Linked DNA regions of Homo sapiens: regions 2, 3 and 4 are each linked to region 1. A link is a loop called in an ENCODE intact Hi-C map of the cell type or tissue named here. Cell type or tissue: PC-3. All regions are shown on one strand.

What was found. Peaks named below come from ENCODE experiments on the same cell type or tissue, not always from the same donor. Only the 100,000 strongest peaks of a DNase experiment are listed, where the experiment ranks them.
Region 2: it touches region 1 in a loop (16-fold over the local background); 44 of 110 quality-filtered maps call a loop at or near these places.
Region 3: a loop joins it to region 1, with 5 times the contacts of the local background. A loop is called at or near these places in 7 of 110 quality-filtered maps.
Region 4: it touches region 1 in a loop (8-fold over the local background); 2 of 110 quality-filtered maps call a loop at or near these places.

Annotation. Positions count from the first base shown.
Region 1 is chr18:7,270,521-7,275,520 of GRCh38, reverse strand. It overlaps LOC105371974 (a long non-coding RNA gene), which reads right to left and starts at 3,122. Exons shown (of 4, transcript XR_935121.4): 1 at 3,021-3,122. In PC-3, CTCF peaks have their summits at 2,845 and 3,046 (motif pointing left); DNase peaks (open chromatin) are centred at 1,830 and 3,050; H3K27ac peaks cover 653 bases.
Region 2 is chr18:8,477,906-8,482,905 of GRCh38, reverse strand. No RefSeq gene overlaps it. Among named protein-coding and RNA genes, the nearest start is that of RAB12, 130 kb to the left of the region's middle. In PC-3, CTCF peaks have their summits at 2,223 (motif pointing right) and 4,053 (motif pointing left); DNase peaks (open chromatin) are centred at 2,225 and 4,035.
Region 3 is chr18:7,624,840-7,629,839 of GRCh38, reverse strand. The region is part of intron 1 of PTPRM (protein tyrosine phosphatase receptor type M); the gene reads right to left. Among named protein-coding and RNA genes, the nearest start is that of PTPRM, 60 kb to the right of the region's middle. In PC-3, a CTCF peak has its summit at 2,813; a DNase peak (open chromatin) is centred at 2,749.
Region 4 is chr18:7,874,625-7,879,624 of GRCh38, reverse strand. The region is part of intron 2 of PTPRM (protein tyrosine phosphatase receptor type M); the gene reads right to left. Among named protein-coding and RNA genes, the nearest start is that of PTPRM, 310 kb to the right of the region's middle. In PC-3, a CTCF peak has its summit at 1,879; DNase peaks (open chromatin) are centred at 1,194 and 1,794; H3K4me3 peaks cover 1,394 bases; H3K27ac peaks cover 2,467 bases.

The DNA.
Region 1 (5,000 bases):
TTATCTCATTGATAGGATTAAAGATGTATGCAAAGCACCTGTAGCAAGGGAGAAGGGGAAATGTCGTTTTCAAGCTTCTGGGCTGTGAAGCATAAGAAAAAGCAGAAGGCAATATATTGCCAAAGATAAACCAGACATAACCTTCATCTTAAATATTTCTGGTCTGGTGGCCAGGCACGGTGGCTCACGCCTGTAATCTCAGCACTTTGGGAGGCCGAGGTGGGAGGATCACGAGGTCAGGAGATCGACACCACGGTGAAACCCTGTCTCTACTAAAAATACAAAAAATTAGCTGGGCGTGGTGGCGGGCACCTGTAGTCCCAGCTACTTGGGAGGCTGAGGCAGGAGAGTGGTGTGAACCTGGAAGGCGGAGCTTGCAGTGAGCCAAGATGGTGCCACTGCACTCCAGCCTGGAAGACAGAGGGAGACTCTGTCTCAAAAAAAAAAAATTCTGGTCTGGTATCTTTCCTTCACCAACCACCCACCTTCCTGTCTCTCTCAGCCACTGTAGGCTTCAGGTTGGTCTTGCCCATTGTTGCTTGTTGTCCAATGCATTTCTTAGATAAAAGGCAGTGGCCACGTAGTCTTCAAAATAATTTCCCGTTCACTTCCGTTTTTTCTCCTTTGGACCTCAACCTTCCCAATCCCTTCTACCTCTACTTTCCCCAAATTTAGAAAAAATGCAGGCCAGGTGTGGTGGCTTACGCTTGTAATCCTAGCAACTTGGGAGGTCAAGGCAGTTGGATCACCTGAGGTCAGGAGTTCGAGACCAGCCTGGCCAACATGGTGAAACCCTGTCTCAACTAAATATACAAAAATTAGCTAGGAAACCCTGTCTCTACTAAAAATACAAAAATTAGCTGGGCGTGGTGGCGGGCACCTGTAATCCCAGGCTGAGGCAGGGGAATCGCTTGAACCCAGGAGGCGGAGGTTGCAGTGAGCCGAGATTGTGCCATTGCACTCCACCGTGGGCAACAGAGTGAGATTCCATCTCAAAAAAATAAAGAAAAAATGCAGGCCAGCCTCGGTGGCTCACGCCTGTAATCCCAGCACTTTGGGAGGCTGAGGTGGGTGGATCACCTGAAGTCAGGAGTTCAAGACCAGCCTGGCAAACATGGCGAAACTCCGTCTCTACTAAAAATACAAAAATTAGTTGGGGATGGTGGCACAGGCCTGTAATCCCAGCTACTCGGGAGGCTGAGGCACCCAGGAGGCGGAGGCTGCAGTGAGCCAAGATCATGCCACTGCACTCCAGCCTAGGTGACAGAGAAAGACTGTCTCAAAAAAAAGAAAGAAAAAGAAAAGAAAAAAATGCATAAGTAAACATCCTATCAAAGAATGGAAATGCCAATACCTATGAAATTGATTAGATTTAACAAGGAAGATGTTACCATCATGATGAAAGCTGTTGAAAAGCATAGTAGCTAGGTCTAGTTTAAAAGTGCATTAATTCAACGCAACATGTACATTTTCATGCAACAAAAGACCCACAGTGGCATTTTGACATGCTTCCCTCCCCTTGGATCCGATTTGTATGAAAAGTAAAACCATACTAAGAGACCATGAAGATGTCATGGGTGCGGGGGCTGTGACAAGATAGAGTGAGGAAATTTTATAAGGAACTTCTGGCAAAAGAGAGGAAATAAGCTGTGCTATGGTGTGACCTTTAGTGAAATTTTATGTCACATTTGAGCAATAAAAGGAAATGAGTCAACCGACTCCCTTCTCCCGTCTAGGCTGGGAGCCATGTGCTGAGGACCAATACTCCAGTCCCACTCGCTCCCTCTCCCGCCACTGCTAGGCTGGGTCACAGCCCAGGGGGGTGAGAATGCGGTTCTGTGAGTGTGCCAGGGACTCAACTATTGTCTCAGGGCTCCAAATCCCGTCCGCGCTCTGCCCTCTGAGGGTGGGGTTGAACTGTGAGCCACATCCTTGCTGTGCCTCCAGCTTCCTGTCAGGCTGTGCCAGTGGAAGGTGCTAGAAGGAACTGGTAAGGAGGGGAGCAAGGAGGGACTTGATTTTCCTGTCCATTCCCCATTCTTGAGTGTTCACACTCCCTCCCAGCCGTGTCAGTCCCTCACCATAGCAGCAGCTGAATCCAGTTTGCAGTGTTCCTAACACTCACAGAACCAACCTCATCACACACACCCGGAGACCGGCAGCAGCTGAGCAGCTCTGCGGGCCCCTGAGCTTTTAGGTCCTGGTGTCTCCAGCCTCAGGGGTGGCAGCCGCTCCCTGCTGTTACCTCCTCCCTGGCATCCACCATTATCCTTTTGTTTTTTTAGTTCCCCAGCTTCAACCGAATGCATGGTTTACAATTCTTTATTATTACATTGTCTCTCTTCAGATAACTGGTGTGGCTTCTGTTCCCTGGCTGAACGCTGGCTGATACCATAAACAAAATGGAGTTTTTGGAATAGTGGAGGCTTTGCATGAGTATTTGCTGAATGAATGAGTGAGTGAAGGAGTGAGTGAGCCAGTGCTCCCACTGCTGTCTGTAGCTGTCCATGCCCTTTGCACCTCGCAGGAGGAAACCAAGGCGCAGCTTAGAGCCCTCAGCCTCAGACTCAGCCTCCCTCGCCTTGTTGCCGCGACTTTCATCCAGCTTTGGGGCTCCCTCCTGTGGGCTCTGCTGGTCTCAGACAGGGCAGCAGACACAGTCTGGGCACCCCAGGGTAAACATAGCCCCGGCCAGATGCGCCCTTGTGTCTGCACGAGGCCACTTGGAGCTAACGGGGAGGGCCAGTCGAGCTCTGCGTGTAAAACACAGCGTTTCTGTTGTTTCTGCCAGGCCTTCACATACAGCTCCCAAACTCCGGCAAATCTCAAACGTAAATACCCTGCTCTAGGAAAGAAAGTAGCCAGGGGGAGAAGTCTGGTTGACTATTACCCAATTGAAGTCCCACAGTAGGAAGTAAATGAACCTGATTAAAGAAAATGGAGTACATTTCTGGCTTGGCAGAGAAAAAAATATATAAATAAATTTTTATATGGGCCTGAAATTTTCCCTTGTTACTTACTTAGGGGCTGGAATCCTAAAACGAGAGTGCCACCTGCTGACCATCGTCAGACTCCGATCCGAGCGTCGCGGGTATTTCAAGGCAGGTGCCCTGAGTGGCACAATGGGGGCCAAAGCATTCTATGTGAACACCGCACAAAGGATTCTAGGCGTGACTGCCGTGGCCATGTAGTTTCCACAGGGTGTTTGGCGCTGCCCAGAGTATGTGGACTTGTTACCTGTCCAGCACCAGGCACTCCTCTGTAAAAGTGCCTCTGTGAGGCCGGGCCCGGTGGCTCACGCCTGTAATCCCAGCACTTTGGGAGGCCCAGGCGGGCGGATCACCTGAGATCAGGAGTGGGAGACCAGCCTGGCCAACATGGTGAAACACTGACTCTACTAAAAATACAAAAATTAGCCGGCATCGTGGGGTGCGCCTGTAATCCCAGCTACCCAGGAGGCTGAGGCAGGAGAATCACTGGAATCCGGGAGGCAGAGGCTGCAGTGAGCCAAGATCGCACCACTGCACTCCAGCCAGGGCGACAGAGCAAGACTCTGAAAGAAAAAAAAAAAAAAAAAGGCCAGGCGCGGTGGCTCACGCCTATAATCCCAGCACTTTGGGAGGCCGAGACGTGTGGATCACGAGGTCAGGAGATCGAGACCATCCTGGCTAAAATGGTGAAACCCCGTCTCTACTAAAAATACAAAAAATTAGCCAGCGTCGTGGCAGGCGCCTGTAATCCCAGCTACCCAGGAGGCTGAGGCAGGAGAATCGCTGGAACCCGGGAGGCAGAGGCTGCAGTGAGCCGAGATCGCACCACTGCACTCCAGCCAGGGCAACAGAGCAAGACTCCGGAAAAAAAAGAAAAAAAAAGTGCCTCCGTGGAACATCTGGAGTATCCCTGCTTTCTGACAAAACTCTTGGCAGATGAAACTGAAACGGCACAGTTCATGAGTGGAAATAAGTGATTATGGCTTTGGATTAGATACAATAAGTAGATTAAAGAACCTGTGCCAGGGAACCATAGTGTGGTAGAGCCAGAAGGAAGCCTTCGAATATTCTTTGTGAGAAAGCCATAGTGAGCCTTATTTTTCAAAATAATTTCAACCTTTATTTTATACGCAAGGGGTACAAGTGCAGGTTTGTTACCGGGGTATATTGTGTGATGCTGAGGTTTGGAGTATGAATGATCCCATTACCCAGGGACTGAGCACAGTGCCCATTAGGTAGTTTTTCAGTCATTACGCCCTTCTGTCCCTCCCCACTCTTGCAGTCCCCAGTGTTGACTGTTCCCTTCTTTATGTCCGTGAGTACTCAATGTTTGGCTCCCACTTATTATTTTTTTTTTTTTGAGACTGAGTGTCACTCTGTCACCCAAGCTGGAGTGCAATGGACTCCACTCACTGCAACCTCTACCTCCCGATTTTAAGCGATTATCCTGCCTCAGCCTCCTGAGTAGTTGGGACTACATGCGCCCACCACCACGCCCAGTTAATGTCTGTATTTTTAGTAGAGATGGGGTTTCATTGTGTTGGCCAGTCTGATCTCGAACTCCTGACCTCAAGTGACCCACCTGCCTCGGCCTCCCAAAATGCTGGGATTGCAGGCATGAGCCACCGCGCCTGGCCTTGGCTCCCACTTATAAGTGAGAACATGTGGTATTTGCTTACGTTTCTGCATTAATTTGCTCAGGATAATGGCCTCCAGCTGCATCCATGTTGCTACAAAGGACATGATTTTGTTCTCTTTATGGCTATATAGTATTCCACAGTGTACATGTACACATTCCACATTTTTTTTAATCCTATCCATTGTGAATGACCATCTGGCTTGATTCCATGTCTTTGATATTGTGGATAGTGACCATGAATCTTATGAATGAGGGCAGTGGTTGACAGTTTGTAGTTGCCATTTTAGGGTATTGGAAAGGATGGTCCCATGTAAGAGCTTTGAAACTACTGGTGATGATGAGGATGATGATGATGGTGATAATAAATAGTG
Region 2 (5,000 bases), 1.2 Mb before region 1:
CCCTGGCAGAGGGTTCATTCACTGAAGACAGGGTGATGATGATCTGGTCCATGGCGGGAGGGGTTAATTCTGAATCCTTTCTTAACATCATGCATTTCATGCGACAGATATAGGTAAGGTAAGTATTCTCAGATATTTTTTGTGGAAGTGCTTGTGGGTACCTCCTGTGGAAAGCAGGATGGTGATAGAGGCCTGTGAATACATGGATACCCTTCGATGCAATCATTTTACTTCTGGGACTGCATCCTAAAGTAATAATTCTAAATCTAGGCTAGGTGCAGTGGTTCACATCTGTAATCCCAGCACTTTGGGAGGTCGAGGTGGGTGGATCACCTGAGGTCAGGAGTTCGAGACCAGCCTGGCCAACATGGTGAAACCCCATCTCTACTAAAAATACAAACATGAGCCAGGCATGGTGGCACACGCCTGAAATCCCAGCTACTCGGGAGTCTGAGGCAGGAGAATTGCTTGAACCCGGGAGGCGGAGGTTGCAGTGAGCCGAGATCACGCCACTACCCTCCAGCCTGAGTGACAAAGTGAGACTCTGTCTCAAAAAAAAAAAAAAAAAAAAAAAACTAGATAAATTTTTGCACAAAGACTTGCACTGCTGTTATGTATAATAGCAAGGACTAAGAAGCAATCCTAGCTTACATATTTGCTTCTCTTTTGGGAGGTTTTTTGTTGTTGTTAGGAGAAGAAGTCTTGCTCTGTTGCCCAGGCTGGAGTGCTGTGCTGCGATCATAGCTCACTGGAGCCTCGAACTCCTCGGCTCGAGGGATCAGCCTGCCTCAGCCTCCTGAGTAGATAGGATTACAGGTGCACACCACCATGCCCAACCAATTAAAAAAAGATTTTTTTTTGTAGCGATGAGGTTTTACTATGTTGCCCAGGCTTTGGGGAGTGTTTTTAATAACAAGGTAAATGTATGTCTGTGCATAACTTTTTGTCTATATTAGAACTGTTGTGCTGTTATTAAAATGATATTTATAAAAAATTAGCTAACATAGAGACACAATGTTAGAGGAAAAATGAAACAATGTGTCTATTATCACCAGCTGTATTTTAAACACTGCATAAAAAGAAAAAAGAAAATTGAAAGCAATGTATGAAATATTAACAGTAATAAGACTATGAGTCATTTATCGTCTCTTGAAATTTACATGGTTTCAAATTTATATAATGTACACGTTTTGCTTTTTAATGGAAAGTTTAATTAATATTTGTAAGAAAAACTCCTATAGCATCAATAGATTTATGCCCCTGCAATCTGGTTACTAACATACAACCTCATGAAACATATCCCGAGGTTCCAGTACCTTCTAACATATTTAGCTACTTTTGTTTCCAAGCACCTATATCAATATTGAATTTTTAAAAATTAATCCAAAAAATCCAGTCATCATAATATCTATCTGTGGATAACTGTAGAGTTATTGTTGATCTCAAGTTATTCTTCAGATTCTCTGCTAGAAGTCTCAAGCTTATTCCAAGTGTTTCAAGACGTTACTATACTATTCATTTTAAATTATTTGATAAAGATTACTAGATTTTCTCCAGGATACATAGCAGTCATAATTAACAAACCCAGCTGTCACTCAAACTGGAACACATCAAATCAAAAGGCCACAGAGCATGTTTGCAGACAGGGCTGTGCATTTCTCCCTGAAAGCAAGATAAGGCCAGGCAAAAGGGAGCCCTATAAATATTGCATCCTAGAACACTGACATTGACCTACACTGTTTGACAGAAACATTAAAACACGGAAGGACGAGATCTGACACATCCTACAGAAATGTCTTTTCCCAAAGGTAGCCAGGCTTCAAGCCTTGAGAATTGTTGAAAATTCTGAAAGGTCTCATATCTATTGTTACCGTTTCCTTGTCACATGGAAAAGGCTAGACAGCTCTTTCTCCTGGCCTAGCCAGTAAATTGGTTGCGTAGGACCACGGATAGATGAACATATTATTCCTTAAGCTACAGAGATTTCCCAGAGCTCAAGTTCTTGTCAGTTCTCAAGCCTGCCCTCCTCTTTACCTGTTCTTTCTGTCTTATTCACTCCCGCGACTCAGGAGAGCAGCGCAAACGCTGACACGGTGCGGTGGGAAGGAATGGATTTTATTGATTACAAACAAGGACTTGTCCCAAGCCGCATTTTAGGTGCTGATAGACTGAGGAAGGCCTGGTGCAGTCCTCTTCCTTGTAGCTGATACTGTGCAGAACCACGAGATGGCTCTGTAGCCACAGCAAAGCTTGTGAAGTTCCAGGGACGTTTTCTATGAGGGTATCTGCAACTGGCGGCCAAGATTCACCAGGCCTCCTGGTTATGATCTGGAGGCAGGCGTGCTGCTTCTCTGATTCTTTCATGGTTCCTTAATTTGTTGCTAGGTGACTTTTAGTGTTGGATACTAACACTATAGAAAAGTACATCCGTAAACATATTTACACAGTTGTTCCGAACATCACCATTTTTTTTCCTTACAAACTTTGTGTAAACAGGAGGAAAATAAGCTGTGCTTAAAATCATGGAACAATTTTTGTCAAATCCCCAAGAAGACATTTCCCAATGCAATTTTCAAAATGGGTTGGTGTCTGCTATTAACAGGCAAGAAGCACACTGTTCCTTATGCCTGATTCAATTGAAAAGCACTTAATTCAAGATCTCAAGGGCAAAGGTAATTGATGGGGGCTCAGGTAGCTCTCCGTTTTCACTCATGGAAAACAGCGTTTTCCGGAACAAACTTAGTGCAGTGCTTCGGTAATATAAGCAGTCCTCTTTGTGTACACATTTGGCAAAGATACCTTCCTCCAGCGTCGCAGCAGTGAGGTCTCACACACGTGCACTTGGTCCTGGGGGTGGGCGAGGGGGCGACAGAGTTAGCAGAGCATGAAGCATGCCCCGAGGGAGCTTTGGGACCGGGGTGGGAGTGGGGGGGTCACCTCTTCAAGTAGTGAGACATGAGAAGTTCTGCAAGGCCCCGACCTACCTTCCCCACCACTCTGCCGGGTACCGCGTTCCTCTGCAGGAAGCTGGGAGCACATCAGACTCGCAAATAGCAGTAATAAAAAAGCAAGATTAGTAATCTGATGAATAGACTTATGGCCTGGGCTGAAGATGGACAGTGACATGCTGAAAACTCCCCCATTTGATTATAGTGTGCAGACAGGGTGGAAAACCACTGGATTAATGAGCTCACAGGAGAGAAGGCGCTGGAGTAAGAGACACACCTGTTGCCCTCCCCTCCACACACACACACTTAGCACCTGGAGGAATTATTTCAAAAACTGTCCTATAGCACCTTAGAGCCTCTGAAAGACACAGAGGATGAGGATTTGTAATAGCGGCTGGGGTCATCAGAGACAGGGCAAGGTAACTTCTAAATGAAGCGCTGGACCCCTACCAGCCCTGCATGTGGTGCAAAGGAGAGAGAAAGGAAGCCAGGAGTCGGGCTCTGTAATGTGCCAGGTGTCTGCATTTATGCCATTTCATTTCATCACACCACCATCCTGCGAGGTGAGATTAACCCGTTACAGATGAAAATACTGAGTGTCACAGTGATTGTCTGCTTTGCCCAGCATCATACAGGAAAGAAGTAAAATGGTGAGGATTCTGCGCCATAGACAGCAAGCCAGGATGAAGGGAGGCCTGGAAAACAGACGAGGAGCAACTGAGATTGGCACCGGCAAGGGCTCCAGAGTCCAGCAGCAGCCAGACCCAAGCTGCACCGCCCCAGACGCGACTTGACCTGGGAGACCAGCGAGACCCACCATGCCTCACACCCACAGCCGAGATCCTATTATCATCACTCCCGCTTGCGGATGAAGAAACTGGGGCTCAGAGAGGCTAGGTAACTCTCCCAAGACCTCACAGCAAGAGTGCAGCAGGGGTGTGGCCCTGGCACCTGATCATGCTCCCTCCCGCCCTTCCCATTCTGTGCTCTCCTCTTTGAAGACCTTCCACCTGCCCCTGGAAGCTTTGCTTTGTGCACCATCTCGGCATCCTCTGCATCCTCCGCCTCCTCCTAGAGCACTCCCTCCGCCCCTCCACCTGCTGGCTATGCCTGGAACTGCACTCTGCGAGGACCTCCTTTAACCTGCAATCCCAGGACAGCAGGGTCCGCATTCTCCTGCTCTCCAGACCTGTAGCTGAGGAGTTATGTTGACCCTATTCAAAAACCTCTGCGCACAGCATTTGCCTTCGATGGTCACTGTCCCTTGCCAACTCCCCCTCCCAAACATCTATGGAAGACTTGTGTCCCTGAGCTCCTCACCACACACTCTGCCTATCACAAGTCCCACATCACCTGAAACAATGACAAGCCAGCTCTCCAGCTCCCCATCTCCCAAGGCCCTGATCCCCATTGGCCTGGATCTGCACTCCATGTCAGCCACCCACCCCATCCTGGTCCTTCCTCACACTCAGGCGACTCCAGCTCTGAGCATCCCAAATGCCACTGCTCCGTCTCAGATCTTGTCACCCGGTGGTTCTCCAACTCTAGGGTACATCAGAATCTCCCAGAGGGCCCCGCCCCCAAAAGGTCTAATTCAGCAGGTCTGGGGTGGGACTCATGAATTTGCATTTCCAAGAAATATGCAGTGCTGCTGCTGCAGCTACTGCGGGACCACCCTTAAGAAGTGCTGCTTTGAGCTGAAGCTCAGCCCGGACTGCTTACTCCAATCACCTGGAGGGCTTTAGAAGCCAGCAAGGTCCCAACTCCACCCTAGTCTAATTAAATCGGAATCGCTGGAGTTGGGCACGCCTAGAGTTTTTCAGAGCTCCCCGGGAGCTCTGATGCACAGCCAGGATGGAGGCCTGCTGCTCTGAGGATCTCCTCCCCCTCTGTTTCTTCCCCCTACCTCTGATTCTTCAATCTCTCTCTGATCAATACCCTCAGTGTCCCTGCCTTGCTTAGCAAAATCACAATCCTAGGTCAATCCACCTTCCTGCTGCTTCCACTGCTGAACCTGGGCTGCTGAACACACACAGCGGACAGATTGGGACT
Region 3 (5,000 bases), 350 kb before region 1:
TCTTCACAGTCTGAGAGATCTTTAAAAATATGATGTGTATTTTGAGTGTGTGGGTCTGCACATTCACACACACACACTACACACACACAAAATCTGGTTACCCTATGTTACTCTAGGCTAAAATGGTTTCAGTTGTGCTTAAAATCTTTAATGTGGTTCTGGAAAACCTCCAATTTCTGGCTCACACCTATATGTCTACTTTTTTCTAATACAACTTGCCCTTCACTCTCTTGAGTACAACCACAAAGCTGACCTTTCAGTTCCTAAAACATTTCATACATGCTCCTCCAAAAAGGGCTTTTGTACATTTGTGACCTCTGTTATACCCCACCACCCTCTACCCAGCAACAGGTCCCCTATTGTGTTGATTAAAAATTCAGATGTTCAGGCCCCACCCTAAATCTAATGAATGAAAACATCTCAGGGTAACCAGAACACATCCTTTCAACAAGTGGCTGGATCATTCTGATGAGCAGGTGTGGGAAGCTGATCTAAATGATCATCAACCTAATGCTTGAATCCTCTTGACCACATCCACGAGGCTAAATTCTCTAATCTCGGCATTTAATTAGGCAATCCATCCCTTCTGTGGACAGGTTAGATGGTTCTTCCCTACATTGACCTGAATCCTTCCTCCCAAACCCTGTACCCATTGATCTTAGTTCAATAATATCTTACAATTGCCCTCATATGACATGATTGGCACCCCCGCCATCTTAATGGCTTTCCTCTGAGGCTGCTTCCATGAGTGTACCATCATTTTGAAGCATACTTCGTAATATCAGTGTAAGTGGTTCCATGATACTTCTCAGTGAAGCTAACTCAATGGTTCAAACCACTCTAAAGCAAGTGACTGCACAGTGGTCATGAAACCAGCATCACGTAGATGGAGATGAGCTGGAAACTGCGAACCTTGCCAACCTCAGCTTCCTCATTGTTAAACTGGGATAGTAATAGTGCCTTCTTTGGGCTGATAGAAGAATTAAAATTGCTCAAGCATGCACGGAAAGTACACAGTGCCTGTTCCATAGAAATGTACACAAATGGAATGTGAGCTCCATGAAGCCAGCATTTTGGGTCTATTTTGTTGGGCAGCAGCAGCATTTAGGACAGTGCCTGACAGGGTGGGCCCTCAATTATCTGCTGAATGACTGAATTATTAACAGTCATGGACAAAACTAGAATTGAAATGTTAAAATTTTCAATATAGTAAAAAAAAGATGAAAATGAATTCAAGCTTAGTTTTCCTTTAAATTAAAGCACATTCTTGAAGTGACTCTTAAAATGCCAACTAATGGTTTTAACAGATTATATGATCTTTTAAATATCTAATTCTTTTAAGAAAAATGGCAAAAGACAAACGATTTACAATCACGTTTTTGTATGATAGCTGCAATTTTCAGAAAGTTATCGTTTTAAACTTTCATTTGAAAGACAGTAACTACTTTGCAACAACAATACACTAGGGAATAACAGAAATACATTAGTTGCATTAATTTTAAGTAGAATCATTAAGCTACTTATCTTTTTTTGTTTCTGGATTATTTTACTGCTTTGATATTAATGTGAAAAATAGTGAATGCTTCAAATGCTTTTAAAAATTCAGTCTGGTATACAGAAATGAATAGTGGTTCACAGAATACATATCCTGTGTGTGTGTGCGTGCATGTGTGTTTGTGTGTGTGTGTGATGGAGTCTCACTCTTGTCACCCAGGTTGGAGTTCAGTGGTGCAATCTCGGCTCACTGCAAGCTCCGCCTCCCAGGTTCACACCACATATTTTTTATATTACTTATTGAAATGGTATCTTTGTCATGTGGCCATCTAAAAATTCTTCAAATTATTTTAGACAAAATAAGGTGGCTTTTTGTTTTCAAATAGACACAGGTAGAGAGCTGCATACATCAGAATCTCCATTTGTGCAGGGCCTCTTATTTGGAATCAATGGAACTCCTTCTGACTCTAGTCACTGTAGCACCGCACAACACCCCATTTCCTAACTAACTGCTACTGTTGATTTCCTTGCTGTCCTTAGAGAGGACCTTCTGTCAGGAAAAATCACCGAGTTAAAGTTCAGCTCTACTCTCCACTACAAAAATTCCCTGTCTGAAATGTTGAAGGAGGCATTTAACATTGGCAAAGCCAAGTACTCAACTCCCATGCCTCTGGTGCCCGCCGAATTTTCTCATCTTCACATTCCCTTAGCACAAGGCCTGCAAAATACTTCCTAAATACTTCCTAGAATGAACCGAGCCTCACCGCAGGTTACTGGGCATTCTGTGTCCCCAAATCTCCCTCCTTCCATGTACCCTAAGGCCCAGAGTCAGGTCCTGAAACATGAGGATAAAGACCTTTACCCCAAAGATGGGTGGTCACTGGGAAGGGCCAGTTCTCTGGGAAGACAGGATCTCATACAAGGGCTGAGGAGGCCAAGAACAGAATGGTTTCAGGACATATGCCTCAGGACAGAGAGGAATAAAATGCTTCCCCGCCTGGCTGCTGGACTAAACCAAGCCTTTGAGGGAGACAGCTATAACCCTGCAAAGGAAAAGGCCCATATCCGGAGGCCCAAAAGGATGGTAACATCTGATAACCAAAAATTGAAAAGGGAAATTGTCCCACCCAGAGTAATGACAGGGTGGCTGGTTGTGCAAGTCAGTGAGGTCAGGAGGTGAGTAGAAATGGCAGGGATGGAAACAACAACTTCCACAGGGGATTCTCATTCCACCAATATTTCAGTGTGAGTCATCCCAGAACCTCGAGAAGAGGAAGGAGACCAGGGAAGTCCCTCTGCTTGGAGGAAGGACACTAAGCCACCTGCAGAGGGGGATAGTGCCGAGGGGAGAGTGAGCTGAGTGTGATGCACTCCCAGGTGCAGGCATGGATTGGATAAACCACGGAATTGTGTCAAAAATCTCCCGACTCCAGCCCCAGCAACAGAGCGAGACCTTGTGTCTACAAAAATTTTAAATTTTTAAAATGTTTACACAGGAGTTCCAGATACTCAGGAGCAGTCCCAGCTAGTCAGGAGGCCAAATTGGGGGGATTACTTGAGCCCTGGAGTTCAAGGTTACAGTGAGCTATTGCACCACTGCACTCCAGCCTGGATGACAGAGTGAGATCCTGTCTCTAAAAATAAATAAATAACCCAGATAACCCCAGTGTACAATCTGCAGCAACATGGGTCAGGCTTAGACCCTGAGCAAGGGGCACTGAAATTGTACACAGGACAACCTCACTGCTAACCTAGCTCTTTGTGAAGCCACCAGCTGTGTGGCTGGGAGAGGGGAGAGGGTCATACCAGCAGAAGTCATCTGTATGCCCCTTCCACTCTCCATACAGGTTCTTCAGGTCACTCATGTCCAGGCTGACAGTTGGAGTCATTAAAGAAGTCCCTGATAGTGGAATTTAGGTCCCTGTGTATGAGATTATGAAATGGAAAATATTCTCTCTGCCTAAACTCTGTCCATCAGGGCTGTACTCTATGGAGTCTGCTAAAGTCCAAAGATCATTAAACCCTTTTAAATGAAGGTGGTGACCACAGTCTTTGCCAAACGCGAGTGCATGTCTCACAGAGGGAAGGGCATTTCCTATGTCATATTACCTGATTGGATGGTATATGGAAATAATCTTGTTTAAAAGCAAGCCTAGAATGAAGTCCTGCTTTGGAGAATTTAGTTCTGAAGACGGGGCTACAGAGCCTTTCCTTTTCCCAGTGAATGTCATCAGAGGAAAAGGTGCTAAAATTACAAGAGCCTAGCATTAGATGCTTTTATGAATGTTAAGGCATTTTAGCCTCACAGTAGGAAGTATTTTCTCTATATTACAGGAAAATGAAGCTGAGAGGCTGAAACGGCTGTTTCAGCTGGATGCCGAGGACCTGGGTTTCAAACCCAGGCTCATGGGCCCCAATGTCACACACTGACCACTAGTAACTGGTCTCACTGCAACTTTGCCAGTTATTGATAGAGACAGAGGAAGTCTATCTTGATGAACAAACCCCCTTGGCCAGGCGCTGTTGCTCACGCCTGTAATCCCAGCACTGTGGGAGGCCGAGGCGGGCGGATCACCTGACATCAGGAGTTCAAGACCAGCCTGGCCAACATGGCAAAACCCAGTCTTTATTAAAAATACAAAAATTAACCGGGCATCATGGCAGGTGCCTGTAATCCCAGCTACTCAGGAGGCTGAGGCAGGAGAATCGCTTGGACCCGTGAGGCGGAGGTTGCAGTGAGCCGAGATCACGCCACTGCACTCCAGTCTGGGTGACAGAGCGAGACTCTGTCTCAAAAAAAAAGAACCTCTCAAACTCCCAACCTTTTCATTCAAGAGGTCATGGAGAGGTGATAATGAAAAGCTTTATTTTCTATTCTCTTACCTTGCAATATAATTTCACCACAGGGCAAGAATTAGGCCATATTTCTTCTTCATTTTTAAGCCAAAAATAGCAAACAGAATCAAATAGTGTGGGCAACTTGACTTTTAAAAACATCTATTTGTATCCAATTTGATAAGAGTCGGGAAAATTACTAGCAAGCAAAAGCAAATCAGGAAATCTGGAAACTTCTGATTTATTGATAAGCTATTAGGTTGTTTTAACTACTTTCCTATCAAGAAACAAAGGAAACAGATTCGAGATGACATTCTGATGCCTGCTTAAAAAGACCTTTATGTTTTCTTAGTCTTCTAAAAGCTTTTTTCATGAAAGATTTTATCTTATTACTCTCCCTAAATATATACGCTCCCTGACCACTATAGGTGCATTTCAAGCTCTTGTAGAGTTTCTGTAAATTCTGTTAGAGGCAAAAAGTGATCATTTTGAGTTCCTTGAAAATAGTAGCTAATGGAGGAACAGCAGAGGGAATGTGCCTGGTTACTCAGCAGCAGCAGCTGATACACACATTAGGCTCGCCACACACACACCAGGCTCACTACACCTACACCAGGCTTGCTACACGCCCAGCACTGTTCTAGGAGCTCTGCACAGTGCATTCATGCAGC
Region 4 (5,000 bases), 600 kb before region 1:
ATTCACAGCACAACTGAACGGCCATTTTTATTATTCATAAAAATATTGAGCTGAAGAAAAATATATTATTTCACCTTAACTAGTCACTTTTAGCCATGGCAGGATTCATCTGAGCACCCATTATGTATTGGGGCACTTTGAGAACTACAAACGAGACAAACTTGGACCTATTCCTGCAGCAAGAACTTCACAGTTTAGTTGTATATCATATTTTAAGTTGTTTTCACTGAGCACAGAAAGAATAAAAAGAGATTCACAGAATTAGCAAATCAGATCATTAAGTTCACCAACAGTTACATAAGTAACAACCAGAAGTGGCTGTAAACTTTATGGATTTAGGACCATCAATCTTAAAAGGGACTTGTGAAACACAGTTATCATAAGAGACAAAGCAGTATTGGAAGAGGCTCACTGCAGAGAGGAAACCCGGTGGGTTCTGTAGTAACAAGCAATGTGCTCTCCTTTTATAAGAAAAGGGAAGCTTTAATGAGAACTAAATTGTATTACAGTGTGTCATTTAGACAAACTGCTTCAGTGACTTAGGTAGAAAATACTAGGTGTGAGCTTTGTAATTTATAAGTAAAAAACAAACACTGAGTAAAGCAAACACAACCTTTTAACTATCTGATGACGCTAATGACTGTATCTCAGGAAATGAGCCACACATACAACAATTGAGTAGTGACAGGTTGACTATTTAGAACGTTCTAAAGAGACTGTTTAATTTCCCATACGTCAAGTTTTTCATTGATTGACATCTTTAGAAACGGGTTAGTTTCTGTTGTAAATCTCAGAATGACATAAGCCATCACAATATAAGCTTCCATTTATTTTTCCCCTAAATTAGTGTTGATTCAGAAACCTTTTTTTTCCACATGTGAAAAAAAAGCCTATGCTACTCAGTATGGTCTGCAGATCAGAGCTATCTGGTGATAGTCTACCAGCTAAACTATGACTTGCCTTAAGAAGAAATTGTGCAGTTAGCTTTTACATAAAATGCAGGCCAAACTTAAATATTTTAAAGGTCTGTCTTTGACACATTCAAACACTTGCTAGTGGTACTCAGAAGAAGCTTGCTAAATCATCCTTTGTCCTAAAAAACAGTTCAAAAGACTCCAAGGGTTCTGTTGACATCCCTGATTGACAGCTCCCCACATTCCTGAAGAAGAAGCCAAAGGATGTTTCATTAGCCCAACTAGGGTCAGAAACCAGAGTCATGCAGGAATTTTCACTGCTTGATCAGAAGGCAGAAAGAAGGAATGGTCAAAATTTAACAAGGTGAGTCAGTGGAGAAAATGAAACGGTGTCCACATTAAACTAACAACACAGTATCAAGTTTATAAATTATCAAAAGTCTGGAATTTAAGTAATCTGTTGGATTAATTAACCAGAAAAAGCATCAAAATACCAATAAATAATTAGCAAATAATATGAAAAAGCAATCTGCATTAGCAGAAATACAATTAGAATGGAGATGTCTGGGAAAATAGTTATCTTACCACTAAACCAAGAAATTTAAATTAAAGCAAATGCTGGGTATAATTTTAACATGGATAAATTTCTTAATTACATAAACATTTCAACACTATATGCTTGTGAGGTTCTGGTGAAGCTCCTGCAAGGGTTCAGGAAAGAAAGAAGCAGGGGATTTTATCACACACAGCATCCCAACAGCAGAGGCCACAGAGAGAGTCACACTCCTTGCCAAGAGCAGGCTGGTAGATAAATCTCACCTTACAAAACTTGCTAGTTCTGTGACCTTATGAAAATCACTCTCAATCTGAGTCAGTTCGTCCATAAACTCAAAAACAAACAGTGCCTACTGTGAAAGAATTGGACTAAAGCAAGCAAAGTACTCTGGACTGTGCTGGGCAGGACCTGAGGAGGGCTCCCTGAGCTTGGTAGGAAAAGCTAAGCTCTGTAGCCAAACAACCTGAATTAGGATCTTGACTCAGTCACACCTTGTATGTCCTTGAGTAAGTGAACTAACTCTCTTTTGCAAGTTTCCTAATCAAAGAGGTGGTTGAATAAATTAAATAAGGTAAATCACGTAAAATACTTCTTAAAAGGGTGACTGGCATAGAATAGATATATGTCAAAATTCAACCTTGGTCCCAGTTTTTATCCAAATGTATTTGAACTTAGCCTAGAAGACAAGATAACAGAGTTCTTACTTCAAGGAAATTTCTTACACCCATAAAATTTATGTGTATCAATGATCATGCGATTACACAGGTTACCAACATCCATCTTTAAATCAGCATAACAAGGTCAGTAATACAAACTAGGCATGGCACTTGAATTTATCTTCAATATCTAAACATGAATTTTCAAATATAAATAATCATTCTAGGTGCAACGTGGAGTGAAAAATCTCCTAGTGTGATTTAAATGCTTAGATGCTACCAAGTCTGTTAAATTATAAATACATATATTTAATTATAAGAGCAAAAGGATACAATAATTAATGGTGATTATGAAAGCTGCTAATTATACTTATAAAACCAATTATTAAAAACTTTCAAATCATTAAATATATATCTATATTAACAATTAATATGGGAATTGATAATAGCTAACACTTACATGATATTTAATACGTGCTGAGCACTCTTCCAAATGTTTTACATATATTAACTCTTTTACTCATTACAGACAAGGACAGAACTCAGGCATAGAGGGGTTAAGTAGCTTGCTCAAGATCATGTAGGTTGTAAGTGGTGGAGACAGAATATGAACCTCAGGGAAATGTGCTCTGGACTTTGTGCTCTTAAGCATGATACTAAGCTGCCTCTCAGTTTAAGGGGCAGCACATTAGTTAGATAACTTCAGGAGGAACATTATATCCTTGTAAGTATATATATAAATAATATCTAATTTTATTCATAAACCTAAGATAGCAGAGCTAAATAAACCTAAGATAGCAGAGAAAGGAACAACATGTGAACATGCTCACTACCACGGGGGCAGGTCCAGGCTAGACTGCTGGAGGACAGGAGACAATGTGGAGCAGGATTCAGCCTTCCCAGTTAGGACCAGCTGACCTGACAGCTGACTGCAGATGCAAAAGTGAACCCAGCCAAGATCAGCCATGCATGGCTCAGATCAGCTGAACCATTCAGCTGAGCCCAGCCCCAACTGCTGACCCATAGAATTATCAGCTATGAGTGTTGTTTTAAGACAAGCTTGAGGGTGGATTCTTACTCATGTGTATTTTGAGCATTTTTATAATAAAAGTTTTAAATGTTTTTTTTTAAAGTTTTTAAAAGAGCAAACAATATCTAAATGACCTGAATTTTGGATCATGTTATATCATTGAGAATGCATTACAGAAAATTAATATGTCTTTCTTGGGTACTTGATTGGACATGTGATTTAAAAAAGGATAACCAATTTGAAAATTTAATTTGACTAAACCAATTTTTTTAAATCACCTAATGAGTTTATATCAATACAGACGTTTTGAATTTCTCACACACACACATGCACACACACACACACACACACAGTCATGCATCACTTAAGGACATTTTGGCGAAAGATGGACCATATACACAACTGCAGTCCCATAAGATTGTAATACTCTAATTTTACTGCACCTTTGCCATGTTTAGACACACAAATACTTACCATAGTATTCCAGTTGCCTACAGTTATTCAATACAGTCACATGCTATACAGTTTGTAGTCTAGGAGCAATAGGCCATACCACATAGCCTAGGTGTGCTGTAGGCTCTACCATCTCGATTTGTGTAAGTGCACTCTATCATGTTCGCATAATGAAAAAAAATCGCCTGACGATACATTTCTCAGAATGCATCCTTGTCATCAAGCAATGCATGACTTTATTACAGGTATATACACACATACAAATATACAGGGAGAGTGACCGGGATAGAGAGAAAGGAAGAGGCAGGGAGGAAATGGTTTTTACAAACAAATTTGCTGAAAAAAGAGTAAAGATGGTAAAGTTCAGGTCTTTGGCAAGAATGGTGCATGTTGGCCGGGCACAGAGGCTCACGCCGGTAATCCCAGCACTTTGGGAAGTCGAGGCAGGCAGATCACGAGGTCAGGAGTTTGAGACCAGCCTGGCCAATATGGTGAAACCCCGTCTCTGCTAAAAATACAAAAAAACTAGCCAGGCATGGTGGTGCACGCCTGTAGTTCCAGCTACTCGGGAGGCTGAGGCAGGAGAATCGCTTGAACCCAGGAGACAGAGGTTGCAGTGAGCTGAGACTGTGCTACTGCACTCCAGCCTGGGCAATAGAGGGAGACTCCTTCTCAAAAAAAAAAAAAATGGTGCACGTTACCAAGAATGTTTCACTGATACGCATAGTATCCTAGGATACACCATAATACAGTGAACAATTTACCCACTGTGGGATATGTCACTTATCATTTGTAAAGAATTTCTTTTTTTTTCTTTTTCTTGAGACAGACCCGTTCTGTCACCCAGGCTGGAGTGCAGTGGCACGATCTCAGTTCACTGCAACCTCTGCCTCCTGGGTTCAGGTGATTCTCCTGCTTCAGCCTCTCCAATAGCTGGGATTACAGGCACCTGCCACCAAGCCCAGCTAACTTATTTTTTATTTTTAGTAGAGACGGGGTTTCACCATGTTGGCCAGGCTGATCTCGAACTCCTGGCCTCAAGTGATCCGCCCGCCGCGGACTCCCAAAGTGCTGGGATTACAGGCATGAGCCACTGCGCCAGGCCATTTGTGAAGAATTTCTGAAGGAAGCTTTTGGTTTTCTGTTTCTCCTAGTGTTTTCAGCTCCTCAGCTCCTTTCTGTGGGAGCTATAGGATAATTAAAATAACTGAACTCAGTGCATCTTGATTTATTCCCTTAGGTAGGTGGTCTAGAAACAGATTTATACACATATATTTCTATCACTGTATCTCTAAGCTTGGCTGGGTGGAAAGTTATTTTTACTGAGTACACTATTTCGTTTTCAGGTTTTGTTGTTGTTAATTCAGAACCCAGTATAACTTATTACATTT